3 separate regions of the Mus musculus genome follow, and all the other regions are linked to region 1. Evidence: chromatin loops called from intact Hi-C (ENCODE). Cell type or tissue: left cerebral cortex. All regions are shown on one strand. Links, peaks and the distances in the headings refer to the core of each region. The heading gives the core; the rest is flanking DNA.

What was found. A loop is a pair of places that touch in the nucleus more often than their neighbours do. Peaks named below come from ENCODE experiments on the same cell type or tissue, not always from the same donor. Only the 100,000 strongest peaks of a DNase experiment are listed, where the experiment ranks them.
Region 2: a loop joins it to region 1, with 2.9 times the contacts of the local background. A loop is called at or near these places in 2 of 42 quality-filtered maps.
Region 3: a loop joins it to region 1, with 21 times the contacts of the local background. A loop is called at or near these places in 2 of 42 quality-filtered maps.

Annotation. Positions count from the first base shown.
Region 1 is chr16:41,740,998-41,751,784 of GRCm38, forward strand. All of the region lies in intron 1 of Lsamp (limbic system-associated membrane protein), which reads left to right. Among named protein-coding and RNA genes, the nearest start is that of Gm46551, 100 kb to the right of the region's middle. In left cerebral cortex, for the core only: no CTCF peak of the experiment used is centred there; DNase peaks (open chromatin) are centred at 4,224, 5,225 and 5,743; H3K27ac peaks cover 2,039 bases.
Region 2 is chr16:41,992,921-42,003,707 of GRCm38, forward strand. The region is part of intron 3 of Lsamp (limbic system-associated membrane protein); the gene reads left to right. Gm52229 reads left to right here. Exons shown (of 1, transcript XM_030249356.1): 1 at 1-10,787. Among named protein-coding and RNA genes, the nearest start is that of Gm52229, 34 kb to the left of the region's middle. In left cerebral cortex, for the core only: no CTCF peak of the experiment used is centred there; DNase peaks (open chromatin) are centred at 4,246 and 4,716; H3K27ac peaks cover 181 bases.
Region 3 is chr16:41,930,063-41,940,849 of GRCm38, forward strand. All of the region lies in intron 2 of Lsamp (limbic system-associated membrane protein), which reads left to right. Among named protein-coding and RNA genes, the nearest start is that of Gm52229, 29 kb to the right of the region's middle. In left cerebral cortex, for the core only: no CTCF peak of the experiment used is centred there; DNase peaks (open chromatin) are centred at 5,808 and 8,323; H3K27ac peaks cover 5,222 bases.

The DNA of each region.
Region 1 (10,787 bases), core at 1,155-9,154:
CCTAAGTTTTCAGCCCTAAAAAATGAATGGGCAATACTAAATTTTTTCATCAGGTTGCATTTATAAACATATGCATACATATATATTTCCCCCATCATTTAGTAAAGAATTACACATATTAAAAATAAAAGGAAGGTCCAATTCATACTCTGCATGCATTGCTCTTAGTATTGATATGAGGGTCACATTCATCTTCTATGAATCTCTCTAAAGAAGAATATTGAGTGGATGGTGCATACCTGTCAATCTCACATTTAGGAGAGAGAGACCACAGGAGTTCAAGTGCCAGGCCAGCCTGGGAAATACAGAATTACTCTGTCTCCATTCAAAATGAAGTCCTTTAAACAGCTGGCTCTTTCCAAATTATGAACTTTTTTTGGAATTAATGTAAAGAATCCAAAACTGTATGCACTGCATGACAAACAGTAACAGTCATGGTTCATCTTTGCTTATAGTTCTGAAGAAAGTGTGTGTGTGTGTGTGTGTGTGTGTGTGTGTGTATGTGTGTGTGTGTGTGCATATGTGTGTGTGTGCATGTGTGATGTATGTGTGTATGTGGTGTGTGTGCATATGTGTGTGTGTACACATACATGCAAGTCTTATATAAGTACATGTGGTGGTCAGAGGTTGATGACAGTTCTCTCCCTCAGTCACTGTCAACATTATTTTTTTGAACACTGTTTACATGTGTCCTTTAATTTTATACAAACATCATGATTGTATCCCCTCCTCTTACCTTCCCCAGAACATTCTCATCCTATCTCTCTCTAGACTTCATAAAACATTTTTTTTTAATTTTTAAATTCTTTCATACAATACATGCAGATCATATTTATTTTCCCCTTTCCAGCTCATCCCAGATCGTCCCTACACACCCAAATCCATGTCCTCTCTGTCTCCTCTTCACCGAGAACAAAGAAAAAGGACACACATTATAAAAGAAAAAAAAAAGCAAGACATAACAAAACAAACAACCCCCACTCAACCAAAAACACAAAAAAGTGTACAAAAACCACGGAGTGTACATTTTGTGTTGACCAACTCTTCCTGACTGTGAGAATTGCCCTAGAGTGTGGTTGATATACCCTATGTCACTCCATTGGAGAAAATTGATTTTTCCCTCTCCCTGCAGCTACCTATTGCAAAGGACTTCTTAGTTATGGGTGGAAATTTGTGAACACTTCCCTGTCACCTTGGTGGGGTTTGGCCTGCTTTGAACTTGTGCTGGTCTTGTGCCTGATATTCTAAACATTTCATTTTGCCCCCTTTATCATCTCTACTGTCTTGGACTTCAGCCTGGGCTTACATTTAAAAAGTAAATCTAGGTAATGGGTGAGTGACAGTCAAGATGAAGGGCATGGGTAGGCTGAACCCATGGAATTCTTTTCTTCTCGGTTACTGTGTCCTTGCCTTTTATTGTGAAAAACAAAACAAAACAAAACAAAACAGTGAAATTGAAAACAAGGTAGTTTAGCCTTTATACTATACACTATTGGACTAGAAATGAATCCCTTACGTCACCTTCTGACAAGTATAAATTGGGTCCTTTTGGGTTTGTGCATTTTAAGGACAATACACAGTCTATTTAAAATAATAAATATTTTCAAACATGAAATTCTGAATGAAATATGCCCTTAGAAATATAAAGTACAATGCTTCTCTGCCCTTTGGCTAAGATCAAGTGTAGAAATATAAAGTACATAAAAACCAGAATGATTAAAAGTGTCTCATGAAAAAGCAATTTATTCTTTATTTATTTCATGTTAGTAGTCCAAGAGGCTACCTGCACTGAATGTTGCCTGTTGCTTTGGGATGACAATCAAGATAAAGTAAGGACATGCCTGCAGTGTGCAGACTCACTACCTGTTTTAGTAAAACAAGTCACAACAACCCTGACTGAGCACATTCTAGAAGTTTTCACGTGTGTGAACAAGACCTGTATGGAAGAGTGGAGTTTAGAAATGAGATCTAGGGCGAGCAGTGGTGGCGCACGCCTTTAATCCCAGCACTTGGGAGGCAGAGGCAGGCAGATTTCTGAGTTCGAGGCCAGCCTGGTCTACAAAGTGAGTTCCAGGACAGCCAGGGCTATACAGAGAAACCCTGTCTCAAAAAAAAAAACCCAAAAACAAAAACAAAAACAAAACAAAACAAAGAGAGAGAGATCTAGAATCTGAAGGTAAGACTCCTGTTAGTCCAGTCTCCTATGTAGGTTAAGATACCCAGACAAAACTCACCCTCCAGTCTTTATTTAAGTCACACTCTAACAATAGGATACAGAAGTCAGAGAGACCCTGCTGGGAAACTGTTTTTTGGTTTTTATTTTTATTTTTGTACAGTGTAGCTATATAAGGTCTTGCTTTGATCTATTTACAGTAATTATGTTAGTAACTTCATGAAATACCACAAAATTCAAGAGTCAAGTGGCATGTGGAATGTATCTTATAGACATCTTCTTTTCTCATAATGTATTTGGTGCTGATCTCATTGAGAGGCAGGTTCCTCACTCTCTCCCCCTTCCTTGCTCTCCTCATCCCTTCCATCCGTCCCTTTACGTCTCTTCTCCTTCCAGTTATTCTTTTCTGTGTTGGTATGATTTATTTTATTTTAGTTGCTTGGTTCTACTAATATTTAAGGCAATAAGTTTTATTATGGTGTGTTTGTGCTGTTTGTGTTGATCTCCTCTCACACCCTCCCCTGTGCTTCTCCCCAGTCGTCCCCCCACCCCCCAGTCTTGCAGCTTTCTATCCCTGATAATGCCTGTTTTCCTTTCACATCTTGCATTTCTCTATCTATCCTCTTTACTCCCCTTCCTCTAAACCTTCTTCCTACCTTCATGGTCTCCTTGGAGGTATATCTAGGATTTGCATGTGAGACAAAAAATAACAGGATTTGTCTTTCTGAGTTTGAGCTATCCCTGTGTAATTCTTTCCAGATCCACTCACATTACTACAGATTTCATAGTTTTATGTTTCCTTATAGCTGAATAAATGTCAATGTATATGTGCACCACATTTTCATTATCTATTCCTCTGTTGATGGACACAAGCTTCATGTGTAATATGGACACAATTCAGCAAAAAGTCCAAGAATTTGAAAGCTGGCCTATTTGAGTGTCATTCAATCGTTCTGCATAGTACAAAGACATGCCACAAATTGTATTTCAGAATATCTGTTGTGCCAACATATTAGTCTATTTTTAAAATTATTTGTTTGCAACCCAGTTTGGTGGTGGATTATAACATAATTTTCCCAGCCCCTGGGCTTCTCAGAATCATTATTGTCATTTTTATGCGGTCTTCAAGTTTCCTCAATGTATATTGTAGTTACAACATTCTACCTTTTATTTACCTCCAAATTAAAATAAAATTATGAATTATTATTTCAAAATGACCATTGCACTTCAGAATTGAAAATAATGACAAAGTTCTGTGGGGGTGGGGTGGGGGTGGGAGATGAATAACCAAAAACAGAACTTTTGCAATATCAATATTGTGAGATCAGGTCCTTGTATTTCTGTTAAATGTCAGACAACTACAACTCAAAGGAGAAAGAAATGCTAAATTTTATGACTTGGAGAGTCCTTGATTTTAAGCTCAGTTATCGTGTCTGAGAAGATTTCTTTCTCTTCTAGTTAGACCTCACAAAAGGATTCTAATGCAGTCAAGTGTGGTGCTTTCTTTATGACTGAATTGAAGTGCCAACTTTTTTTCCAATGGTCAGAGCAACATTTCTTATTTAAGTAAATAAATAGGAGGTAAACAAATGAAGGAATGAAGAACTGTCCCAGGCTGCTGCCCACGTCCCAGACTGGCCCCCTCAACCTTCCACATAGTTCTGTTTTGCCAAGTTCTTCCTTCTTATCTTATAGGTAGCATTTGGTCACTTCATGAATTATTCTCTCTGTATGTTCTTTCATTCTTTCTTCTTGCTCCTAACATTCATATCCCAAGAGAAGCTAAAATGAAAAATGAATGAGTCTGTATTCTCCAATCCTTAGAATCTTTGAACAGACTTATAAAGGCACCAGAAAAGCTTCTATTCAACATCCACTACAGGAAAGAACTGAACTATGGTTAGACAGAGTGCTTGCGCTGAAGCAGTATATCTTGGAGGGGCAGCTCCAAGGTGTCTGCTATTATGTTTGTTTCTAACAGCCAGGCCCAGTGTGTGAGCCAAGAGTTGTGCAGGTGCCAAAGGCCAGTCAGCACTTCCTTGCCTGCGCCAGATTGTAAGCCCAGTCCTTTCAGGGGAGAGTGTGTGAGCCAGTCAGTGGGAGTATTTTTTGCTGTTCACAGAACACTGTGTTCTGCCTTCTGGAGCGAGGAGGGCAGGAGCACATAAATCATGCATCCGTTAACATTGTTCTGCAATGTGGAATTCATAGAGGTCACAGGATATCTGTTAGTCACCTGCACCTGGTAATTTACTGTCACTCCTATTCTGGCTCATTTTTCTCCACACTGCTTCATTACTTCAGGACTGCCTTTTCTTATATGATAAGTATAATCTTGTCCATCATTTCTTAATTAAAATATGGCTTCACAGTTCACTACAAGTTCTGAGATGTTTGTTAACGGCAGCTACCTTTGCTATAAGTTTCAAAGAAATGATTAAAGGTAACAAGGAGAAAGAATCGACTGGGTACTTTAGCATCATCTGTGCTACAAAGCTTATCAGTCCATGAGCGTACAGCACAAAATTAGGTAGACATGTTGGGGGCAGTTTAACAGTTTCCTTTGCTTGCTAATTTCTCACTAAAGTAGCTAAGGACAGTCCAGTTGAGAGGGAATTCTCTCTAGTTTTGAGTTCAGCAACCATTCACAAGCATATTAGACATCCATCAAAACCCAGTGAGGTTCATTTAACCCAATTGTTTAAGACCAATGCTCATCTGATACGAAGCCATTCCTTGCCTCTGGCAGCAAATCTACTCTACTACTTAAAGAAGAGAAGAAGAAGAAGAAGAAATGTTTCCCAAACTCTCCTCTTCTGAGGCTGAACCAGCAGAAACTAGGATTGATTTTCCTGGCTTGAAAATGGCAGGTGCTGTACAGACAAACTAAGATCTTTGCAAACCACGTTGGTAGCTCTATAAAGCTAGACTGATGCTGTAAACCCTTCGTCTGGAGAGGGTATGGAACATGTGATGATTTGTGTCTATATATGTTAGGTGAGAGGAATTACTCAAATTGCCCTAGTACAAGAACAACATGGTCTCCTTACCCAGAGAGGGTATCATCGTGGGTGCTTGAATCCTCCTGTTTACCAAAGGCTAGTTTTACTACTGTGTTTCCTCCTATCCATGCATATAACAACATAAGAAAAACATCAGAATTTAATGACATAATGTAATAAGAGATAGCTGAATGTTACTATCTCAAAATGTCTCACACTGTGATGTTAGGAGATGATACAGTGCCTCCATGAGACAGTGTGGGGTGTAGAACGCAGTCACTGTGATGCAGCATTGGACTACTTACTACTTAAGGGTTACATCACAATTCTGCACCAGTCAGCCTGATAAATGTGGGGACTCCTAGATGATTATTGAGGGAGGGATCTTTGTGACCTGGATATACTATGGTTGACCACTTGAAATGGAAACTAAAGGAAGTAAAATCGCAGATAAGGGGAGACTGCTGTACAGATGGCTTTACTAAAAGAATGCCAACGTCGTCGTTAAATCTAGGGAATCTAATTTTGCAGTCTGTGGGATTTAGAACAGAAGGAGAAGGAAGCGTCATATGGTCACACTCACTACTGGCTTCTTGGAAAACTGCTACCCGGTGATGCTAGTGAAATGGCCCCCCAAATATGGACTAGCCGTGGAATGTGAAATACTAATTTTAGCTTTTCAGAGATCGTTTGAAGCTCCCCCGCCTCTCTTCTACTACAATCAAAATCCAGACTGAAAATTGTTACTTCTTTGTATGTTTCTCCAGATTTGCTCAGTTCACGTACCAAGACCTGATCCCTAACTTTGAACTGTGAAACATGAAATAGCTCCCATCCCATCAGTTGTTGGAAAATTTTAACGGTTGAAAATGTAACAGAGGGGTATCTGAACCTTGCAGTTTAAAAAGGCAGGCTTTCTAGGATGTAAAATCCATAGAACACCAAATATATCCATAGAACCAGTTTTAAAGATATTGTTAAGACACAAGAGTGCTGGAGAAATGATATAAGTATCTATCTGAATATAGTAGTTTCCACCTCTATGACCAGTAACCAAATTATATAAAGACTATATATTTTAAAAGAAAATGATTTTGTCTTTTACTCTGTCCTTTTCCCTGCCAGCCCTGTTTGATTCATTTTTCCTATGAAGCCATTTCTGACTTCTTCATTCTACAATGAATCCCCCTATAGGTTACTCCTGTCTCTCAGAGCACCGAACCTGTTAGTCTCTAAATGCTAACTTCCAAGTGGTTCTGTGTGATGTCGCATTTGCTTTTCTGTGCATGTATTATCTATCTGAGAGGCCATGGGCTTTCTGTTATTTCTATGGCCTTTAAATAATCACATGAATCCTAGGCTGACCCTGGTCCACATATTGATTGACTACTGCTTCTTTTTAAAAATACAATGTCATCATTGTGCACTAATTTAATGAGGCAGTGACCTTCAGTCGAAACTGGGGCCTAACTTTAGAAAAATCAGTATGCAGGCACGATGAACTCACATCTTGTAGCATCTGCTTTAGACTAGAAGGATCAGAGGTCCAAATGTCTCACTCAAGCTCTGTCATGATCAGTGATGGGACTTTTCAAGACCTTGTAGAGAATACGGCTATCAAAAAAAAACGTTGGTCGATTTAATTAATAATAATATAAGAGCCAATTTCACAGCTCATTACCCCAAGCAGGCTAGAACACAGAAGTTGAAGGGAGGCTCACACACACACATGGGCGTTGCTGCTTTTGGTCTTGATGGTGACCCATAGCCAAATGGACAAGAAATGTCCTTTTGCTGTGTGTCTTCAGCAACTAATCATTTGTGTCTACATTAATTCAGGCTCAATAACATAGAACAGAGAGAAAGTAGGAAGAAACAGGAACCCCACCCCCTGGTTTACATCATTAATAAGGCCAGGGATGCTTCAGGTTCCTCCTCCCTCTCCCCTCCCTTTCACTTTCTGTTTCCTTTAACTGAAGGCAATTCATCTCATTTTAATTAATTTTTACTTGCAGCATTATCACCCTGAGTATAAAGACAAAAAGTTTTTTTTTTTTTTTAATTACAAAGCTCACGGCATTAATTACTAGTACAGTAAATGCCTAGACGCACAAAGCTCCGTGCCTTCCAAGGAGCTGAAGCAGCAATTGGTGAACATTCCAACAGTTGGAAAAATACTTAAGTCACAAAGGAGAAACCTTTCTGCAGTTCTAATATGAAGGCTGTCCCTGCACCAACTGAGCCACTGCTTAATTGAAGGTGACATGGCTGATGAACTAGAGACAGGACTATTGCATTAGAGAGGACAGGTTATTCATAGAGTCACTCAGGATTTCCTGCTGAGGATACAGTCAGGAACAACAAAAAAATCTAACAAGTTTTGAAATATATATATAAAATCAGCTGCACTAATTTACCATTATTTTATATCTGAAATGTCAAATGTCCTTCTTTTTACTCTTTTTTGTTGTACTAAATTATTAAAAAAAAAAAGGCTCTGCACTCAAAGCTGAAACAAACCTGTGGCCTGATATTGTCAGGAACTATTCATGCGAGTTCATGTTTTCAGAGGGTACCATTATGGCTGAAATTGCATAGTGATATGGCTCTGCATTGGTGAGATTATTGACAATGGCTTGTTCACTATATGACCGTGCACCATGAACAGAAGATGGGGCCTGAAGCAGAGCTCGGTTATAACTCTCAGTAGCCTATCTTCAGTGACACATGGCCTGATACTGGCCAGCATTGAGTGTCCTCAGAATCAGTATGTATCCTTATTAGTCAATCATTGACATAGCTACTTTACACAAGAACTTACAGAGGCTCTATGGCCCAAGCCCCTGTCTGTGTTTGTCTTTGACTGTAGTTAATGTTTGACCAAAAATACCTCAAGGAAATATCCCTACCACATTACAAGAGAAAGATGAGAACAATGGATGGCTGTGAGCATCCACTTCTGTATTTGTCAGGCACTGGCAGAGCCTCTCAGGAGACAGCTATATCAGGCTCATATGTAGTAGAGGATAGCCTAGTCTGTCATCAATGAGAGGAGCGGCCCTTTGTCCTGTGAAGGTTCTATGCCCCAGTATAGGCAAAAGCCAGGGCCAGGAAGCGGGAGTGGGTGGGTTGGGGAGCAGGGGGAGGGATAGGGGATTTTCCAGAGGGGAAACAAGGAAAGGAGACAACATTTGAAATGTAAATAAAAAATATCTAACAAACAAACAAACAAAAAAGATGCGAACAAGCCGACTCCCATCTCTGCCCTAACATGCCTATATTCTTTTGCCAAATGATCTTAAACAATTCCACACCTCTGTCTTTCAGTAACATCTCCATGACTTTCTTGTATGTCTAAACATTTTCATAAACCTACTTATAATCTTCATTCTTCCAACAATCACTTCACTGTCTGTAATTCAGTTATCCCCTTTTATACTTTTGAGTCAGTAAATGCTCTTTCACTGGGATCTTTTAATGAAATCTTGAAAATATAATGGTACCACATATAAACCTGAAGTTACTTAGGGGGGAAATGAACTTGAGTCATAATTTCTAGAGCCTTTGATGTACACAGCTTAGAAACGCCACCATAGCCACACATCCCTGATCTTTCCAGGTTTTCCACAGGACCACCTAGCATGGGAAACACAAATAAAACATATTACTCTTTATTTTACTTCACTGTTTTATTTTATTACTGGGTATGTATTGATTTTTCAAAACTCCCTATGTTAATTACTTTTCTCATTGATATGACTATATACCTGACAGACTAACTGAGGAAGGAACTATTCCTATGGGCTCTTCTTTTATTTTTCCAGAGGCTCCCATTATGGCTGAAATTGCATAGTGATGTGGCTCTGCATTGGTGAGATTATGACAATGGCTTGCTCACTATATGACCATGCACCAGGAACAGAAGATGGGACCTAAACCAGAGCTTGGTTATAACTCTCATCTGTCTATATTCAGTGACTCATGTCCTAATTGGTACATCCTATATCATCTAAAAACACCAGCACCAGTACAGACTGAATGTTAGATCCATGGGCCTTAGTGATACACTTCTAATTCAAAGTAAAATACCAACTATACTCCCAATAGTACTAATATTTCTTAAAAGTCCAATCCCATCAGATATGATATAGTGTAAGCACTTTCTTTCTAAAGGGAAGAGTGAAAAAATAGTAAGGCCGGGGTGCATTAAACTACTGAAACACAGGCAGACAAAAATCAAATTCTATGTTTCATACTTTATATCTAGAGCATATGGTGGTGTGATATGACACCCAAAGGATTTCAAGGAGGCATGCACCTACAGTTTTGTAATGTATAGCTCACATGGATTCTCTTTTGAGCTAACTAGTTTCTGTCATGCCTACAGCTTTCTTCTGTACTTGAGCGCTCTCTATCTTTCTGATATCTCCATTGCAGCTTTGGCCTCATGTATCACTCATTTAGGACATGCCTACAGAGATCCTGACCCTAGCCCCTTCTTTAAGCCTGTGAGAAAGTTTCCACATTCTCACACTTATATTTGCCACTACTGCTAAAACAGTATCAGGTGCAGGACACTAAAGTTGGGCAACAGTTCAAGAATTATATACAACCTCAAAGACGATGGTTGATGCAGTGTTTGATTGCCTGGGCATGGTATAAAGTTGTTTCCTGGGCACCCCTGGGCAAAAGGGCTACCCCAAGGGCTACTATACCATGCTCTCTTCTCAAACCCAAATGTTTCAAATAAATTTACTTCTTTATAACCTTGATGGGTGAAATGGAGGGCAATTGCCAAGATGTCCTCTGTGAAGTTTCTTGCTATTTCAGATCCAAGAACTTGGGTTCTTTTTAAAGGAACTGATGGTCTCTTGAGAAAGCATATTATTACGTGTTGCAACACTCTTTCTAGCACAACTGGATATCTGTGGGGTTTGTTTCTAATTCTCTGTAAACCTAACCAAAAGGAATTTGTCACAGAAATGTCACACATGAATGTTACACTGCATTGAATTTTCCTCTGCCAGATTAATTTCTCTGCCACATTTACAGCTTCACACAAAGTCTTAGGGTATAGACAAACTGTAGACAAGTTCTTCACCAAATATTCACAAGATGTCATCTACCTAAGATTCCACTTGAAGCTGCACAAGCAAAGGCTATACTATTTATATCTTATCACTCTCATCTTTTCGCCAAAGAGCAAAATTGCCCATTACTCCGATGATAAACTTTTAGGTGTATTCTAACGTAGTTTTCCATTTTATGATACTTGCTAAAATCATATCCAAAGTTTCTGAAGCACACATCCCATTATTCACAGTAGCTGTTTTTCCAATAGTGTGTTGTTGTTTTTGTTGTTGTCGTTATTGTTGTTGCATGTTTGATCTTGTTACTGTGAAAACTATCAGAGAACATACCTTGAAAATAACTGTTTTGGCTAATGTTTTCAGAACGCAGTGGTATCTTGGTTCAATCACTACTGATCCTATACCTGGGAAGGAGAAATATCCTAATTCTAACCACAGGGACGCAAAACATCCCAATGGGGGAACTTGTGGGAAACAAAATTACTTAATTCTTTTAAAGGAGTTGGAGTCCAAGAACAAGGG
Region 2 (10,787 bases), core at 1,113-9,112, 250 kb after region 1:
CAATGAGCTGATGAAAAGGTGGTCATGATGGCAGAGATGGGGGTTATACATGAGGTTGACAGTGTGGACTGCCACTCACCAATGCTGATCAGGCTACAGCTGCTGCTGAGTTTTAGATCTGCCAACAGCAGAGACCAACATTGAGCCCACGATATGGAAACATTTCCCAGAGTGACCAGCCAGTGACCTGGTGGCAGGTTCACAACATTGGACTACTTCCTCTGTGGAATGGGCAATGCTTTATCCTTACTAGGATAGATAATTATTCAGGTTATAGATTTGCCCTCCTACATGTAATGCTTCTTCCAAAACTGCTCCCTGTGGACTTTCAGAATGCCTTATCCACCATACTGTCTTCCACACCAGATTGCTCCTGGCCAAGGAACTCACTTCACAGGCAAAGAAGTCTGACAGTGGGCCCATGATCATGCCGTCCACTTATTGCACCATGCTGTTCACCATCCACATTTAACTTTAGCTAAGTCATATACATACATTTCTTGGTATTTTCTTTTAATTTCAAATCACTCTTAAGTGCAGAAAGTCTGAAAAGAAAGTGAAAGTTCTGGCCTGCTAGAAGAATTTACAGAGTCTGGGGAATCTATTTATGCATGTAAAAATCAGTAAAAAGACACCCCATACTATTTGTGTAGAAAGAAATCATCTTTAATATTTTTTTTGTTGCACAGTGTTTCTAAAAGCCCTTTGTTTATTTGAGGGATGGCCCAAAGCTCATACCCAGGTAAAATGGATTCTGACACAGTCAAGAAATGCAGATGTATTCATATATAAATATGCAAAGAAGGTCATGTATCAGTGATATATGCATATATATATAATATCTCTTAAATGTTTCCTAAGGCTTGCGGGTGGGGCTTTGCCAAGACCTGACCTTGGTCTTGCTATACAAGCCGTCTGCTACTAAGCTAGACTGCCAGCCCCTTCTTAAACTTTTGGATGTTGGCCTAAGCAGTGACATTCACTTAATGGATATTTATACTTTTCCTGTACAAGGTAAGGGAGAAAATTAAAAGGAAGTTACATCAACTGAGCTAGCTCATCCTGAGTTATAGTCCTTGAGAAATCCCATAAACATCCCTTTAATACAATGGTAAGCAGTTATTGCTAGCCAGGATGAAAACAGACCTACCATAATGTTAAAGTCTTAAAAGTATTACTCTTCTCTGCCTTGGAGCTTCAAGGTCTGAAAACACACTGAGTTAAGAAAGAAGGAAAGGTCAGAGATGGCAGTATTATAATTACTTCAGCTGGAAGAAAAGCTCTGTGTATACTCACAATAAATTAGACAGAACTCATTCTTATGGGCTGATCTCATGGCAGAAGAAGCCCCGAAATGAGTTCTTGTTTCTGCTCAGGAAGAACAGGAACTGATATACTGGAAAAACAAAACACTATCTCTGCTGTAGTCATCCATCCGGCCTCCAGAGAATCACGTAGTTTTTCCTAATGGAATGCCATCACTTTCTTCCAAAAGGAAGAAACAAAATAACTGGGTGCACTTCGGATTCCATAATCACCCCTAAGTAAACAGCCCAGGCCATTTGTAATGACACCACCCCATTCAATAAATAAAGAAGAAGAAAAAAAAAGAGTTGTCTGTGTCTTACTTTGTGCACACCTAACAGTAGTTTTTTAGAATATATGTAGGGTTATTAAGTAGACTATTTTACTGGCCCAAAGAAGGTACATATTGGTCTGTGGTCCAAAGCAATTCCAAGATTGCATCGATCACTATGAATGATCCCCCTTTCATCTAATAGTAAGATATGATTGGTGTCTGACATTGGTTTTATGCTCTTGCTCAATTTTTTCCTCTGAGTTCTTTTTAGTCTTCCTTCTGGAGAATAAGGCTTCTCACTCACCTCTCATTCCTTCATTGTATCTGAGGTGGGAACATGGAAATATCCTCCTCTTAGACACTACCCTTCTGTGTTTCATTGTTTTCTCATGTTATGATGTCCAGAGTTTTAAATGTGCGAACGTGCGCGCGCGCACACACACACACACACACACACACACAGAGAGAGAGAGAGAGAGAGAGAGAGAGAGAGAGAGAGAGAGAGAGAGAAAGAGAGAGAGAGATCAAGGGACTAAAGAGATGGGTCAGGTGAGCAGGAAGTTTCTGATTTTTCCAGAAGACCCAAGTTTGGTTCCCAGAACCTATATTTGGGAAGCTCATAACTGCCTGTAATTCTAAGTCCAAGGATTTGAATGCCCTTTCTGGCCTCTACTGGACACCTTCACACATCTGACATATACTCACATAGACAGTGTGTGTGTGTGTGTGTGTGTGTGTGTGTGTGTGTGTGTGTTAACAATAATAATTAATGAGAAGATTAGGAATTTGAGGGAAGCATGGGAGGAGCTAGAAGAAAGATAGGTAATATGTCAAATTTAGTATCCATGTACAAAAATCCTCAAAAGCATTAAAAAATTTTATAAAATTTCTCAACTAGATAAAACTAAAAGTTTATATTTTCCTCTCAAACATTCTTGGTTTTAGGGTCAGGCGACAAAATTGGGAGATGTGTTTCCCTCAGCTTCCCAGTAGACTGATACATTGGCTTGCAATCAGTGACGGGTACCATTTACTCTGCTCAATGTTCCTCTGGGGAATTGTTTTCAAGCTTGTTTTACATCCTTTGCTTCTTAAACCCGACATCGCCTTTCCAACTAGCTTAATTCTTGCTATGCGTGCCCCTACCAATAACACGATCTTCCCTCTGAGCTCTTTAATTAATGAACAGGTTTTATTGATTCTTTGTCACCCTTAGTCTTTTAAAAACCCAATTTCTTACCACTTGAAATCAAGAAGCAGCTGACTTTTATACCGTTCAAAGCACCAAATTTCTAAATAGCTACACACCTTTCTGTAGCTCACCAATGTGACTACTAAACCAGTACCATCTTGGACAGTGCTATTACATCAACATTCTGTTCCTGCTGCTGATTTTTTCTTTCGTGGGATACTCATCAGAAGCTGTCAGGTGAAACCCTAAATTTCACTACACATTTCATAGTTTCGGGATCTCTGTAACCAATCATTCCTCCTAGTGACCAGGATCATTTGTGACTGAAAACTCTCTGGCCGGTGTAACTTTGTCATAGAGTTTATTCCCTCAGTGCTGCTTAGAGAATAAAGTGCGCTCTAAGCCCAGTCTACATTAGCCTGTTCTCAATGCTTCCCATGTGTGCTCAAAGCTCACACCATGTTTTCTTTGGGTGTACTCTTCTGTCTCTGTCTTCTTTCATGCTGCTCATGTTACTGAGATTGCCTCCTTCCCCTAAGTCTGAGCAGAAGCCTCACACATTCACTCTACACACATCAACGCATGCATCACTTTCTAAATCATGCCACCATGCATCCTGCCCCCTCCACCATGACTTAGGGGAACTACACTAAAAAATGGCTTTCCATTACCATAGCTGCCATATCCAGTCCCCATAGTTTACTAAAGTCTTAGCAGAAATCATATAATCTTAGCAGGAAGCATTTAGTCATCTATTCCATGTGTAAGTGAACACACGAGCACTTGGACAAGGCTCTGTTTTCCTTTCAGCTGTGCCCACATGTCTCCCTAATCTTGTATCTCATGAGGATCCTTAATAAATGCTTAGCTGTTGTAAGATGCACAAAAGTAAAGGATCTTTCATATTGTACCTATTCTTCATGGTCTCATTTAAACAAGTATCAGGCTTATAACTTTATCCTGGGTTTGACACCAAAGTTACAAGAATAAAGGAAGGAAGAAAGGAAGGAAGGAAGGAAAGAAGGGAGGGAGGGAGGGAGGAAGGAAGGAAGGAAGGAAGGAAGGAAGGAAGGAAGGAAGGAAGGAAGGAAGGAAAGAAGGAAAGAAGGAAAGAAGGAAAGACAAAAAGAAATCTCCACTTATAATTCTCCAAATAAATTCACATTCAATATGCCAAAAGCTTAACAATTATTTCTCATTCATACCCCCTTCTAATTATGGATTTTCTTTGTTATTAAAAGGCAGACACCCTCTTTCCAGCAAGCCAGAATTGTCCCTCTCCATCTGAGACTCTTCCCACTTGCTGCCTCTACCCCAACTGTCTCTAAGCTTTTGCTGTAAATATCCCTTGGACTGTATGACTTCCCCTCAAGGCTTTCTATCTCTTCTGCCTTGTCTAGCTTCTTGCAAGAGTCTCCAAGCTGAGCTTCCTACCTACCTCCTGTCTGACATTCCTCCAGTCTGTTGCTACTCTGCTGTCAAGTGATTGTTCTATAACACAGCCTTGCCATATGTCACTTCCATTTCAACACCATCCGTAGCTTCCCACTGCCTGCACTTAACATCATGGCCTTATGCAGACATGCAGCAGGTTCTGCCTTTGCCTGTGCACACATCCAGAATTACACATCATTGCCTATCCAGTACTTATCTCTGAAAACCCCAATTTGAAGAACCATTCACAAGTTAATAATTGGCTGGCCTTGCCATATTCTGCCTTTCCATGGGTTTGTCTTTCTCCCTGTGTATTTTGCTGCGGATGTACAGTATTAATTTTTCTTCATGGAAAACATTCTTTCTGGGCAATGCTCAGTGTACTAGTTATTGACTGCACTTGCCTTATTACTGAAGAAAAGGGAACCCCCAATCAGAATGCACTTCATATATTAGTCATCCATTGCTTCATTGATGCTGCTAAATGCCACATGGATGTTGAGATTTTTCTGTAGTGAGCCACTACATTTTCCTTTTGGTGTCTGGGAAAAAAAAAGCAGCCTTTAATTTGTGCTTTTTTTTTTTAAATGGCATTTTTAAATTGGCAGAGGCATCAAGGAAGGAGTAGAATATAGAAATGTTGAATTTCCATGGCATCACTTTTATAGAAAATTCCAGCTGACCTCTTTAGCAAGCTATTCAGACTTTTGCCTTAGGAATGGGCTTTTTCTTTCTTTTTATTTTTTTAAGTTTCTGTGGACAATGATTGGTTAAGAGATAATGGTGTGCCCATGGGGGCAGGGGGAGGAGGAAGAAAGAGGGAGGGGAGAGACAAAGTGGGGATGCTAAAGCCAGCATAGTCAGTGGCAAGCAGAAAAACAGAAAGTGAGTAAGCAGTTAAAAGTTAAACAAACAAACAAAACAACAACAAAACCCGACCCTGGCTCTGACTATGAGGGAGAGAAAGAGGGGACAAGGAGAAATAAATAATCTCTGTCACATGAGATGCCATGTCAAGCCAATGTGGGCTAATAACAGAAATCCAGATGACAAAGAGCTCAGCATCTAGACCAGTGAGACCTTATCAAAGAGCTCTTGGACTGGAGTCATGCCATCTGTATTTTCTGTATTTACTTCCTAACTTCCTGTCGGTAAATATTTCATTCTTTATATTTTGTCTTTCCTTCCTTCAAGAATAAAATATTGAGTCATTGATTCTCCGCGTTATCTTTCTTTTCTTATGAAAAATTGTTTTCCCACAGCAGAAGTGATTACAGTATGTCCTCGATGGACCTGTAACTCATACTTTCTCATTGCCAAAGCCTCCATCATCAACACTGGTGCATACCTAGCCACACAGAAATTGAGATTTTATATATATATGCTCAAATCTTCTTGTGACTTCATGCTTAGAAAGAATAAGATAATTTACGTAGGTAAACATTGGAAAAGGAACTAGGGGAGAAACATTTGCTAAAATTTGAATGTGCAGATATGGTTTTGTTTGTTTGTTGTTTGTTTGTTTGTTTGTGGCATTGGTTAGAGTCTCTTAGAGATCAGTATTTGGAGAGTGGAGCCTGTCATGGTAAAGGAAGAGATCATGGGACAATATTGAGTAAAATACTATAATTGTTAATATTGTCAAGCCCATACAATCTAGAATCATCTTAGAGACAAGCCTCCAATTACTAAGGAATTACTAAGATTAGGTTAATCTCTTCAGGTGCCTGTGCTTGTGCCTGTGAGGGATTATCATGATTAGTTAGTTCTGGTAGAAAGATCTACCATACTGGGCAACACTGTTCCCTGGGATTGGGTCCTGGACCTTATGAAAAATGGGAAAGTCTAACTGTGGATGCAATGTGACCAGCTGCTCCAAACTCCTGCCACCCTGATACCTTCACTACAACACACGACACCCTCCACCCTCCAGCTAAATCCTTCATTCCTAAAAACTGCTTCTTTCAGCATCTTATATCACAGCAACAGAAAATGTAAATAAGGCCAGTGCAACACAACTCAGGTGACCTTTCTACTTCTAGATGACTAGCCAATCAGAATTCAGATCATGTAGATACTATTCAATCAGTATTCATTACATATGTCTAGCAACCTGCAGGTGTTAGAGAATAGATGGAAGACAGCAATGAGATATGTAATAAGATCACAAAATAACAGATAGAAGGAAATTCCACAAAAAGTTGAAGGGTTAATAGACTTGCAAAATGTATTTTCGGGCATTATAATATTTACACACTTTTATAAGATCACATGGTCAATGATGGTCAAAAAAAAAAACAAATAAGTGAATTTATAATAGTACCTACTGCCAAATTTATTATAAGAGGCCCAACTTTGTATAAATATGTAATGAATTGTTTCAGAAGGAACTTGACAATGGCTCCTTAGTAAGCATTAGAGTCCTGCCATTTTTCTGAGAATCAGTTTTGGAGAACAGGACACTCCAAAATGCCTGTCTAGGTTTATATTCTATCTCTTGAACTTGCTTCTTTTTAGATGTGTTTTCCATAATACAGCAGTTTCTATGGCACAACACTCATTTCACACCACAAATGCCATGCTGTTCTGGGGCTATAATTTATGGAGTTTAAATGAGAATCGAACTCAGCCAGGGACCAAGGAACTATGACCTCAGGTTGAAAAAAAATCCTTTAGACACACTCCTCACGGCTCTGGTTATCACCAGTGAAATAACAATTCACCTCTATGTTTGCTTTTGCTGGAACTGACACTGTAAGTAACAAAATACAGTGAGATTTCAAAGAAAGGAAAATGACCTTTAAATTTTCTGAAGCATAAAGGCCACTTCATGCAACAGAGAACAGCAAAAGCTATGTGGCCTTAGGAGGTGAGTGAGATGAGTTAGATTAGGGGATAAAAGGGGCAGGCAGCTGGGACCTTGGGGTTTGTCCTCTCTGAAGTCGCAGGACTAAGGTCTCCTTTAAATGGAAAGCAGAGGTGGGTGAATATCAAAAGTCCTCGCACAGATAACAACCCAAAGATCTCAATAATTATGCGAGGTGACAAGAACTGTAAAAGCTAACCTGCTATTTTCAAAGTGTTCCAGTATGGTTCTATAAAAACAGAACTGAAGAAGCCCAGTGAAAATAAACATATAAATGTGTCCTACTAGCTGTAGTCCCAGAGATCTTAGAAATTAAGACTATTTTCTTTCTAGACTACGAAGACTCAATCTCAAAACATGAAAACACTATGGGCTTATTTCTCTTACAGTTAGCTTTTAAGAAGTCCAGAGACTTGTGAGGAAATTTTAAAACTACCAAAAAAGATTTCAAAAGCTAAATTAAATAAAGTAATTTAAATTTTTTGTATTTTTATGAAACTAAATGGTTAAAAAAAAGTTTAAATGAGGTGATCATTTTTAATGTGGAGGGGGCTATCACGGACTGAGACAAAAATATTTTCCCATATGTTTCCAACCTCACTATCCTTAGAAAAACCCTTAAAAATCTAATGGGGCTTCTGATAAATACTTTGATCAATAAATCTTATTGAAGGATGAAAGGGAAGAAAACAACAGATCTAAAAGTAGATAAATTTAACTTAATGCCTACATAAGGAAAACAGTAAAGTAAGTCCGTTAGCTAGCACAGGGAATCTTTAAGCAGCAAAACCATAAGCATAATACACAATACACATTTACTTCATTAAATGCCTGCTGTGTGAAGAGGTATTTGTATTGAAAAAGATATACCACAGTTACAAGAAGTTTTTTTCTGTACTCTAGAGAAACCAAATGTATGGTTATCTGAACAATTATTCATGAAATCCTCCTATTCAAAGCAACTCCACTGTCCATTTTATTCCAGAGACTTTAAGGAACAGAGATTTATCTGTCTCTCCTGGAAGCATGTTCCAAGGTGATATGAAGAAACAATGTTGTAAGCCCTCACTCTGGACAGCACCCATTGTCCAATTTATATTTATGCTCTTAGGTCCGACTGTGTTTTTAAAGGAAGCCACAGAGCCATCACAGCCGAATTTCCTAATACCAACTGAGTGGTCACTCCATCAGGAGATACTTATATCTAGCACTTTCCAATGATCTGGTAGACATTTCATGTTGGTTTTGATAGGACTAGCACACATTTTCTCCAAAGTCTTAAGTATCATATATCTTGGCTTCTTCCTACCTCCTTCTGCCATATAAGCTAGAAGTTTTAGATAACAACAATTAACCTTCTCAACCATAGGAGTTCAAGATGAGCTTTTTGTAAAACTGAAGGGGATCCTCCAGTAGCAGTGGCTTCCCTTTTCCTTTTATCCCTTTCTCCCGTCTGAGTCCTTCTTTATCAGGCTGCATCTCTCCATCTGTGTGTTCTTTGCCTGTGCTTTAAGTATTTCACCTCTGCAAGCAGATAGTGATCTCATTTCGGGTTTTCAATGTTCATCTATTCATGTTTTGTTCTGTATGTATACTTTGATTTCAAGTAAATTTGGTCATCATCAGTCCATTACTAATTGTGAAAATCAGAATTATCCTCCCAACATCGTGCATTGTAAAAGTATTCATTGTCTCAGCAGCCCAAATTGCCTTCAACAAGATCAAAGGGAGGCCATAGGTGAGGTTTGTTTGAATTTTTCTCTGACATTTTTCCCTCCACCTCATGCTTCTCTCAGTTCTCTTTCTTCTCTCTCTCTCCCTCCCTCTCATCCTCACTCCCTCTCTCCCCCTCCCTTCCTCCCTCCCTTCCTCCCTCCCTCCTTCCCTTCCTTCCTTCCTTCCTTCCTTCCGTCCTTCCTTCCTTCCTTCCTTCCTTTCTCCTTTTCTCCTTCTCTTCTTCTTTCTCCTACCCTTCTCTTCCCCATCCCTTTGATTCTTTATCATAGTCATCTTTATCTTCTTCTTTCATTTTTCTTTTAGGGCTACCCTTTTACTCTAGACATTACTCACTTCTTATGATCTGTGAAATGTAGAGTATTTAATACCTTGATGTTATCTCCAAAAGATATGGAGTATTTGCATGGTAAGTATACAGTTAACAATCTCGATAACCAGAGTTCACTTACTTCTTGTTTTTCTTCCCCATTATAAAAGGAACAAAATGTCTTTCTTAGACACCTTTTGGGTTTCAAATTTTGTAGAAAAGTGCCAATGAATAGTTTAGAATAATCCTAAAGGGAAAAGTGATTCATGATTTGGAAGAGGTTGGTCAAGGACAGCTAGTCAATCACACTCTCTGATCTTGAGGTTCTTTATCTGAAAATGGGGACTTGTTTATCTTCAGTCATTGTTGAGATTATCAAACTGTAGTTTGATATATTAGTGAGTCTTATAAATTATAAAGTATTATTCATGCCCATTATATTTTCTTTCAGAAAGCAATATTTAACAGAACCATGAGTTGGCCTGAAGGACATAGTTATGAAAAGGACATAACTACAATCTCCCTATTTAAAAACTAAAGCCACATCCTTCACTTCTCAGAACTGGGTCTTTGGGGATTTCATTTAAAAGACCATTCAGAAAGAATGCCCATTGGGTCTGTTATCAAATCTACCAATTTCTTAAATAACAGGATTAATTTGTTCATAAAAGAATACCTTTCCAGTGCATTGATTTAGCATCTTTACTTACTTTATAAATGGGATCACTGGAGTGTTCTCCAACCATCTTTTGAAATGTAATCTTGAAAAGAGGAAAGAAGAGAGAGAGAAAAAAGCTAGAAAGAAACAAACATTGTTGAAGGGGCTTTTTGAGAAGTCAAGGTGTTAAATACTACAGAGCTTACTGTGGATGGCTTGTACTTTAGAAATCTCTGTTTTGAGAGAAGGAGGATTATTTGGTGGCTTCAAAGGTGTTTATTCTTGAATATTCGTCTCAGTCATCATCTATACACCATCTCATCCTTCCTCTGCCACATCTTTGAATTTCTTTCCATTCATCATGTTCCTACCCTTACAGAGTCACTGAAGCTGAGTGGTGAGAGAGCATCATCCTCTGGCTGATTCCAGCTCATCCTTTGCTTTCAAACTGCAAGGTTGTCACAGAGTTCTGCTTTAGTCCTCTGCCTTGGTCTTCAGTACAAATCAGAAACATGCTAACACCAACCCCTCCTACTAGTTACAGACTTCTATTTAAAGTATCTTTCCATAAAGCTCCTTTCTTACACGCGTTCTCACGACCGGCCAGGAAGAACACCACAAACCAGAATCTTCTGCGGCAAAACTTTATTGCTTACATCTTCAGGAGCAAGCGTGCAAGCCTCAAACCCCCCATTGCTTACATCTTTAGGAGCCAGAGCGCCAGAGCGCCAGAGCGCCAGAGCGAGAGCTCTATATTTTACATCTTTAGGAGCAAGAAAGCAAGCCCCAAGCCCCAAGCCCAAAAACGAAAGCGAAACCCCTTCCCTCTTAAGGAGAGTTATCCTTCGCCTAGGACGTATCACTCCCTGATTGGCTGCAGCCCATGGCCGAGTTGTTGCCACGGGGAAGGCAGAGTACATGGGGTGGAGAAATACCCTTGGCACATGCGCAGATTATTTGTTTACCACTTAGAACACAGCTGTCAGCCCATCTTGTGACGGCGAATGTGGGGGC
Region 3 (10,787 bases), core at 1,748-9,747, 190 kb after region 1:
ACTCTCTGAGAAGAAATAATAGCTTCTGGAAGAAAATCTCCTTTGAAGGATGAAATGTGAAAAGCCAGGTTTTAGCCGCTATACATTTTTCCCATATGCAAATAATAAAAAATTGCTAATGAATGACCATCAGGTGACTCTTCTAATTGCATATACAAGGAAAAGAAACATCCCTCCATAAAAAGACTTCCAAATGACAAATGTAGGTTTGCTTATGTAAAACATCTACTTTAATCATTTCCAAAGGTTTAATTAATTCAACACATAGCATTGTCAGAATTTCCCAATACCTTCCATTTCTCAGCCCCCAAAGATGCTTGTAGTCACAGACTTCTGATTCTCTATGCCTGGTGCCTCTCTGAAGACACCTCTATACATTTAAACATAGGTTCTTTCAAATGCTGCAAGGAAGAAAGAAAGACCTTGGAACTGTATCTCGTGTAGCTCTTTCTTTCCTCTCACTTGAAGACATCAAATAAATGCTATGCAAACTATTCCAATGCTGCTCTAAGGGTGGTATTTTAATTGTACAGAAGAAAAATTACTCATTGTCATTTTCCAATCAACTGAAGCCCTTGCCTAGTATAAGGGAAGATCGTAGTCTTTAGTCTTATGATAGGGAGAAAATGAGAGACGTTTGAGCAACACTTCCATTTTGCTTTATATCCCAACCTCCTTCCTCCCATCCCCAGCCCTGCCTGCCTTTCTGACTTTTCCTCACTATCTTTAGGCTTACCCAATGAATAGCCTTCAATTAAAAGTAGACGTGCTTAAGCAACTGCAGTGCAGATTTGAAAGAAGGAGAACCAGGCTCAGCACAAAAGAGAGCAAATGAATTACAAATAGAAAGAAAACATTCAACATATTCCCCCAGTGCAGACATAAATACAATGTAGACGCTTCAGGCTACTCTACAGAGGAGTCCAAAACTAACACTAATAAAGTTTGGTCTCCCGTTACCTCTCAAATGTTTATTTACAAAGAGAATTTCTCTGACCTTCGTCGATTCATTCATTTGTGGGTTTTATTTCCTCCATTTGTTCCAAAAAAAAAAAATGTTTTAAATCCCTTTTTCTCAGAGTCCTAATCCAGGGCCATTGTTCCAAAGAAGCCACAGCTTAGATGATGCTTCCTACATACCAGGCAACATGCTAATGATTTTACATGACTATCTTGCTAGTAGTAAAGTTAATTTTTGGATTCTGACTGTAAGAAAATCAAATATTTGTTACCAGGGGGTTGTCTGTATTAGGAGGCTGGGTGCTTGGGGTCTTGATTAAAGAATTAAAAAAAAAATCACACACAAATGGCAAAGCAGCAAAAGTTTTATTTAAAGAGAAAGTGCAAGATATTCTGTGAGCAGCATGCCTCTTGAACTACAGTTCATCCAGATAGTGATTCCTGCTTAGGGCTTCCTTTAATGGGGTCCAGGAAAAGGAAGAGTTGGTTGCTAAAAGCCACGTGTGCATTATTTTTCTGGTCTTGTTGACAGCCTTGGGTTACATAAACCTTTCTCTGCTGTGCATTTCCATGACGCATCTGATTTTAATCATATGCATACCGATTATGCATAGGTATGAGATGGTAAATAGAGATTTCACCCTAAACGTTCACTGAGAGGACAGTTTGGCTTATTTTGAATGTAGCCATGTAGATTTTCCCTTTGCTTGAAGGGGAACATGCATGCATCTCAATACAGGTAAGGGTCCTAGGTTTCCAGGTACATCGTTAGGAGAGAGGGTGGGTGTATAGCCCAAACCATGTAGAGTCCCAGGTTGCAAAACTATTTCTATGCTTACCTGCCTCAAAATGAAGGTTAAGTGCTTTAATAAAATAGGAATCCAGAATTTAAGACCAGTTCTAAAACACAGTGTCTAATCATTAAATTATACATTGTAAGCATATATTTAAGGAGATGGTCTGCTTGCTTCACATGTGTCAGTTATTCCTGTATGTAGAACATTTACCACACTCACAGTCTTTATGCTAGACCCTTCTTATATTTATGAATATATATTAGTAAACAACCACAGGACCCTGAGGCCTAGTTCAATGTTAGCTAATTTCTAAACTTTTCTTCTCAATAGATTGAGTTTGTGCTACTGTAAAAACTAATCATATCGAAATCTCTCTGTGTCTCTCTATGTGTCTCTTGTATCTCTCTCCTCTCTGTCTCTGTCTCTTCTCTGTCTCCCTCTCCCCTGTCCCCTCTTCTCTCTCCCCTTCCCCCTCCCTCCTTCCTCCTTCCCCCTCTGTGTGTGTGTGTATGTGTGTGTGTGTTTAGTCTCTAAGTTCCCAGGTATGATTATTATTATTACATATGCTAGGCCAAGTATGACTGCACAATCAAGGGACATAGTCTATGAACCCCACATAAAAGTCAATCATACCACCACATAATCATACCAATTTTGTTTTCTTTTTGTGCCTTTGGGAAAAAATTACCAAAACATATATTCCTGCTGATTGCTTTTCTGAAAGGAGTGGAACACAATTTCAAAGCAGTTTTAATTTGCATCTCCCTAATGGCTAAGGATGCTAAACACTTTTTCAGAAATTTATTGTTCATTTGTTTTTCGTCTTTTAAGAACCCATCTGGTATGTTCAAGTTCAATGGCCCATTGTGATTAAGTGATTGGGAGTAACAGTATTTAATCTTTGCAGATCTTTATATATTCTATGGCTTAGTCCACTATCTGACACATAGTGGTTGTTTTAGTTAGGGTTTCTATTGCTGTGTCAAAACACCATGTACAAAAAGCAAGTTTGGGAAGAAAGAGTTTCTTTGATTTACACTTCCATATCCCTGTTCATCAAAGGAAGTCAGAACAGGAACTCAAACAGGGCAGGGACCTAAAGGCAGGAGCTGATGCAGAGGCCATGGAGGGGTGTTGCTTACTGGCTTGCTCCTCATTGTTTTCTCAGTCTGCTTTCATATAGAGACCAGGACCACCAGCCCATAGATACTGCTACCTGCAATGGACTGGGTCCTCCCTGAGTGATCAGTAATTAAGAAAATGCCCTTCATCTGTTTTTTTATTGAGGCATTTTCTCCATCTAGTTTCCCTCCTTCCAGACTCAGTTTGTGGCTGTCAAGCTGACATAAGCTTAACCAGCACATTAGGTAAACATCAGTTTTCTTATTCTAACTTCTCAACTTGATGATTGCTTCATTTGCTTTGGAGAAGGTTTTCAGGATTATGCAATTCCATCTGTCATTTCCTGATGCCATTTTGTGTAGTCCTTTGCCATAGACCTTGTCTATGTATATGTTGATAAGTTAGCTACCCATGCTGTCCTCCAGCAGTTTTAAAGTTTCAGGCCTTACATTAAGGACTTTGACCCATTCTGAATTGATTTTTTTTTGTGAAAGAAAAGTATCTCGTTCAGTCTTCTACATGTGGGTATTCAGTTTTCCTAATACAATTTGTTGAATGGGTTGCCCTTTTCCATTTAAAGAAAGTGGAACCTTTGCACACTTCAAGCATTAGCAGAAACTGCTGCAACCACTGTGGAAATCAGTATGGTGGTGGTTCTCCCAAACTATGAGACAGAACTAACATATTGCACAGCTATTCCACTCAAGATATATACCCAAGGGACTAAATCAGCACACTGGAGCCATACTTGAATAGCCATGTTTATTACTTTTCATAAAAGCAAGAAAATGTACTAGCCTAGCTACCCATCCACAGATCAATGGATAAAGAAAATTAGGTGTGTATGTGTATATATATATATACACATACACACACACACACACATATATACTAATCCATGATATATGTGGTGTGTTGCCTAAGTCTTCCTCCTGCTCAGAGGGGGCATTGGTTGAGAAGTCATGGATGGCTCAGACACCCAGAACTGGTGAGAATGTGGCAGCAAGCTCCTTTGTTAACTCTCAAAGAGTATTTTTTTATACCCTCTACCTGTGTCCCATTGGTCCCATAAAAGTGTGTCCTCCAAGTAGCAATTTCTGATTAGCTGTCATTTTCTGGGTCACCAATCTCTGGGCTCTCAATCAGGCTTCAGTTTGGCCCTTATGTAGAAGTTGCCTTTGCAGTTGCAAGGCCCTATTGGCAGTTAACTGACATTTATGTAGAAGCAACCACTGCCCTGGCATCTAGGCCTTCCATTCCTCCTACAATGGTGCACATATAAATCTCCCCATTATTCATCCATAATAAAAATTTATAACAAGACAATTATGGCTTTTGTGGGAAAATGGTGTAAATAGAAATCTTTATTTTAAGAAAAATAAGTCAGACTCAGCAAAACAAATACAAAGTATTTTTTCTCATGCACTCTTCCCCCCCCCCACTCCTGTGTGTGTATGTGTGTGAGTGTGTTTTGCTGGTGAGCTTTGTAAATGCCATACAACATAGAATCATCTCTGAGAGAGGCCTAATGAGTGACTGTCAACATAGAGGTCATCTGTGGGCATGTCTAACGGAGGTGTCTTAATTAAGTGCCCAGCCCACTTTGTGTAGTGCTATTTCCTGGACTGTGGGTCCAGAACTATATAGGAATGGAGAAATCACACTGGGCACAAGCAATCGAGCAACCAAATGGCCAGTTATCCACTCATTTCTCTCGGCTCTTGAATGTGACTATGAAACGACTCCCTAAAGCCCCTCTTTAACTTTCCAGCAATGGTGAACTGTGACCTCTAAGTGTAAGCTGAAATAAAGCTCTTTCCTTCCCTAAATTGCCCTGTCTGTTTGTCTGTCTGTCTGTCTATCTTTCCATTCACCTATCTATCCATTTATCTATGTATCTGTTTGTTTATTCATTTCCTTTTCTGCTCCATTCCATTTTCTCCTCTTATAAACTTAGGACTTTCTGCTGGGGCGTGGTTCCAATCACTGTGAACTGGATTTTGCTCTCTTAAAGGAGGATATGAAAAAGAGTAACAGAATACATGTGACCTGAGACCAGAACTGTTTGGAGGGATAAAGGGGACCAGCAACAGTGAGGCAGAAGTAGGGCTCAGGAGTCAATGGGTTAGGAGATGGAAGAAAGTAAAGATAAAAAGCAAAATATCCTGGCACACATGTATAAAAAAAAAAGTATGGTAATAGAACCCACTGCTCTGTATGCTAACTTAATAAGTAACTATAAACAGAAATTTGTTATTACACACATACAACCATTATACTTTCTCTAAATGATTTATCCTAGATTCTAAAGTATTACCATCTGCTATTCATATTCTTCTAAAAGACAAATATCCTGGAGTTTGAAAAGGGTTTTCAACAAAAGCAGCCCTACTAAGTCAGAGGAATTAGAGGCTCAGAATCTAGGTCTTCTCTTGTCTCATTCTTGGTAAATAGAGTCTCCCATAGATAATGCTGTGTGCTTATGTGGGTCAAGTCTTAATTTCTATTCCGAGCCACAAATTATCAGTCTGTCCCCTCCTATTATCCAGAAAGGTTCCCTAGTTGGTCTTAAAAAATAACTCCCATTCTAGAAATACAGAAATATATTCTGTGAACTTCCTTTTAAATATATTCTGTTTCCTGTTTTAAATGAAGAAATGATTATGTGGTAAGAAGAACTGCAAAATGCTCCAGGTAGAACTGTTTCACTATGGGAAAGATAAATATATACAAACCATGTAGAAACCTTATTTGTTCTGGTAAATTTTGACTCTTCAGAGGGAAGATCAGTGCAGAGGGCCTGAGGCTCTGCATTGGTTACATAACATACTTTCTTTAAATAATTCCTGAGGCTCTGTTCTCTCTTAGTGGGGACACAGAGAGAGGAATAAAATCCTGCAGGTACAAAAGAAGCCAAGGAAAGCCAAAAATATAACGTGCGACTCTCCCTCCCCCACCCCCCTGCAGCTGCAGTGTTTACCAGCTAAGTTGAAGAGGAGCTTGGTTAGACTACTGGAGAAAAGAAAAAAACATGCTCAGTAAAGTGTTCCCTCAGGCAGTTTCTAGGAATATCTCAGGCAGTTTCATAATCTCCATAGGTGCAAATATAGGTTGTGACTCCCTTGATGAGAAATGCTATCTTTCTTATTCAAATAATATTTTATACTGTCTTGGCCTGGATTTTTAAAGAGAACTTGCATTCATATCATACACCACAATTATTAAACTCAAATGTGAGGATGTCAAATTTCTAGGGTACTTGTCTGACATGATCAAGGATCTGAAAATGTGTCCTTCAAGGTCCTGAAAAAGAAAAATACAGATAGTCAGGACAGTTGTGTAGGAGAGAAACGTGTGACAAATAGCAAAGACAAAAGTGACATACTGAATTAGGCCAAGGCAGCAAGGTCTTTTGAATTGTATCTTCAGTCCTTAGAGCAGAGGATAAATGCATATGTCTCTTATACATGATGCTAAACATTGCCTGGGAACTACAATACATCATAACATAAAAATGGATAAAGAGACTAGAAGGTGAGTTGTATTTTCATTAGCAACGTGCCCATCAATGTCTCCAGTGAATGAAGACAGATTTCATACAATGGTCATTATCTTAGAACATAGGGAGATTTAGAAAACATCAACTCCAGTCTCCAATTTTCAGGCAAATGTGCTCTTACATAAAAGTTGTACAGTTTCCTTTTTAATGACATTTCTGTCAGAGTCATTACTGGCAGCTGCCATTGTAGATACCATTGAGTTTTCATGGCTTGTGAAGTCCAGGCCAGGCCAGGCCAGTCAACACTTGATGGGGTAGCAGCTCTGCCACCTGGAACATGCACATATCACAACTGGATGACAAGCAAGGACAGAGCTACAGTAGTGCATTCACTTTTCATAGTCACTTGCCTCACTTTCCCCAACACTGTACTGGCCAGAACCCAAGTTTGTGACCTAAAGCTCCCGCCAAGAGACTAGAAAATATAGAAAATTGTATGGATATCCGCAAGGGACAAGAGGCTTTACTTCAGCCCCCAGGCACATATTATTAGATGATAAATTGAGAATAGCAATTTGAAAGTGCCGTCAAAGTTAGCAGCCCACACATTAATCCTTCCAGGAAGCAGATGGACCAAAGGACAGGGTCCATAATTCACAGAGAACAAACAAGACCAATGTAAGAAATGTCCAAGCAGACAGCTAGCTTGGGAGCCAAAGATAAAATGTTAATGTGTTTATCTTTCCTTATGCATTGCTTTGGACAATGTGAGACATTTGAAACATTTTAATAGAGGGTGTTAAATGAGAGAAGATAGAAGTCTATTTGGAAAATATATGGATCCATGGGAAATGTGGCATCTCTGTTCTCTTACCCCTGTTCCTTCTCTCACCCCCTTAGCACATCAGTGGTGCTCTTTAAAGTTCTTGTGACTTTAGTGCAAGTGAACTGCTCCTCTGAGCCCCATGAGGATCTATGAACTATGATATATTTTGAGCCACTTTAATATCTAGTTGGATGAAGGACAGAGGATATAAAAGTTTTAAATGTGTGAATGCTGGATCCACGTGTCAGGAATAGCCATAAAACATGACATTTACAAATGTGAATGTCCTGATCTCAAATAATGTCATCAGCACAGCATATTCCTGTTTGGTTGACAATTTTTCTTTTTTACAATGCTTTAAGACACTTTAAGCAACATTTATAATAATTTACTCTACTTTGTAATTAGATTTACTGATTAGAATCTTGCTCATTTAGATAGCTGTTTTCTCTTAAATGGATGGCACCAGCTGGCTTATAGCTGAAACCTGCTCTGACTCTGAAAGCTGTCAGAGGGGCCAGCATAAGGCAGAGCCTCATGGTATACAACCTCATGTAAAAGTATAGAAGGGCTGTCTGAGTATTGCATTCTGTAACATTTCTTTGATAATACTGTATATATATTAAATATGTCGGAGGAGATTTTCTTTGAAGCCTAAGCTTTGGCTACTCTGAGCATACATTTAGTTTTCATGACAAGGGAAAAGGCTGCTATTATTTTCTGTCAGCCTCTAATCATTAGGGCAAACAGCTAAAAGTCTAGTTTGAAGTTGAGCCACTTGGGGTATTTCACTATGAAGACAAAGTGATGGGTATATAATTAACAGAAGAAAGCACTAGCAAAAAGCTAGGAAAGCATGGTAGTTATAAGTAGCCCTGACTCTGTTTGGAGACGAAGATGCTATAAGTTGTTCATTCTCTTATCATGCAAGCTATGGGAAGACTTCTAAACTTAGGAACTATCTATAGCTGCAAGTGTGACCAGTACGGGGAAGTTTGACTCATGAAAGCCAACTGCTCTCAGCAGCCACATCTCTCAAGCCTGATATTTTCCAGAGAATTGTAGCCTCTTCCTGAGGCCTCAGTAAGAGGAAATAGAGTACTGGACAGATGGGGTGGCTTGCCCTTTCTCCATGGGTTGTAAAGAAAGAGACATGGGCTGAAAATAAAGAATATTCTGGACAGCAACCAGGCTTGGTTCTCGGTCCATCTGGAGCTGCTGGAATTGAGAAAAACACAAGACTGCTGCTAGCTGCTGTAGTGTGAATCTCTTATTCAGTTGGTGACTTATGAGGAAGCCGTTCTTTCAAGCGCCTTCGGTCTCCTGAAATGAGGAAGACAAAACAGGCCTTCTGCACCAATGCCTGACTTCTTAGACTTCCTCTCCCCGGATTCCCAATCTCCGACTCCCTAAACCCCCAACTCCTTCGGTGTCTTTTACAAGACCCAGATGATTGGCAGAGAATGTCAAAGTAGCTGCCTCTACGTCCTGTCCCCTATCTCAGCCCATACACATAAACTCTACTTCATGTTCTGTAGAGTTCCAGTTGCTACCTAAGGTTGGAAGGCTGCTACCCTACGGATCACTGGGCAGGACCTAATAGAGAGCTGAGGCTGACTCTAGCAAGAGAAGCTCCCGGTACTGCTTCCCAGAGGTCTACTGATTCTGACCTATCCCGGAGGCATCTCTTTGCAGAGTTCTCTATCCCATACTCTTCCCACAGCGAAATCTTCTCCCAATATGAGCCCAGAGCTCCAGTACACGTTAAAATTGTCTCTAGCTAGAAGGGTCAGTACACACATCATGTTGTATAACCACAGCACAGTGAGATGGATACAAATGCAGTTGCAGAGGGTCAGGCTGCCTCACAAATCATTTGCGCGAGTGCTCCGGCCCCACAGCGTGTTACCAGGAGACTGCCTTTTGTGAGAATTGATCAACTCTCCTAAACACAGGTGTTGTGCATGTTTATGTGTGAGACTGGGAGGCCAGGTGGGCAAGATTTTGATAGGCAGTGTTTGTTTCCTAAGGACGTGGTGGTGCTTTGAATAAAACATCACGGCAGGGCACAGAAGCGTGAGAAGAGGAATCTTCGACATTTTCTCCATAACATGCCTAGGGCTCTGAACAAACAGGTGGGGGGCCCTAGGCCCCTCCATGTCTAACTTTACATTTAGCTCAAGATTAATTAGAGATGCACCCCCATTTGATATTCATGTGTTGAAGCAGAGATGGTGTGCTCCCTCTCTCACACACCCCTGTACCCTGCTTTGGACTTTCAAAAAGAGGATGGGGGAGAGGGAGAAATCCCACTTCATCATGGACAAACTTAATTCAGGCAGCAAAAAGACTTGGGTAACAGATCCATTTTCCACTGAAAAATTGCTTATGCTTTCCTGGCTATAGACATGAATATTATCACCATTATTTGGGAAAGTGCCTCAAAACCCAAATACCAAATTCTTTACAGTATAATATTGAAACTGAACAGAGCATAGAAAAGGGAAAATGAACTTTAGTAAACCAAGTTCCCAGAGGCTCTCCACAATTGTTGCCCTTTCGAACTCTGTGCTTAAAATAACTGCCCATATACCCAGGCTTTCTGATCCCTGGTGAGCTTCTGGGCTACTGTTTAGTTTAGTCCATAAGGTAGCATTCTACATGTCGGTGATAATGGAGTTTGAAATAGCAACACTCTCCATAAGTCTTCCCAAAACAATCAGTTGAACCCATTATCAACGTAATCAATTTGCTCTTTAGCTTTCTGGCATTGGTCCAGAGCCTCAGTTGCCCAATGAATGGCACAAGGTAGTCTTTAACAACAGAGTTATGGTAGGGACCAAAGAAGGCAAAGACACTGCTGGTTTGTAAACAGTTTAATGTGATGTCAACTAGCCCAGTGTTATTGTTAATGATTAATATTGTTATTTCTTGCCATTTTCAACTTCTTTATGTCCTGTTTTATTCTTGAATAGTCATTGATTTGCTCGGCCCAGAAAAGACTCACAGGAGAAATTTTAAGTCAAATGTATCAGTTCCATGCTTTGTTTTGTGATGTTCTCCTTACTCCCAAATCCTTCACAACCTTATTTACCTCTCTAGAATTCTCCAACCTATGTAGAACTGCAGAAAGTGTCTACCTCCCCTAGCTATATTTAATATTTGCTGGCAACTACTTTATTTTTTCCACTAGGAATAATTTTGGAAAAATTATAATTGGAATGAACTAATTCATGATTGTTATAAGAAAATGATGTGAATGTTCTATGTTCTGTCAAAAATGGCTTGTGACAGGCTTTGAACAGAAATAATGCAAAGAAAACAATTCTAAACCCTCCCAGTCCCTTGGTTTTTTTTTTTTTTTTCTTTCTAAATATTCTGTCTCCTGGACCCTGGAACAGTGGAAGGAATCAGCTCTTGTCAGCACCTTTGTTTTCAACACAAGTTTTGAAAAAACTCTTCCATTACAGTCTAACTCCTTCTTCCACATAAAGAACACCGTATACCTTAAACAAGGGGGAGAACAGAATTGGGGAGGGGCTAGTAACTTGGGCAGGAAATTATTAAGCTTAAGCAGTTCTTA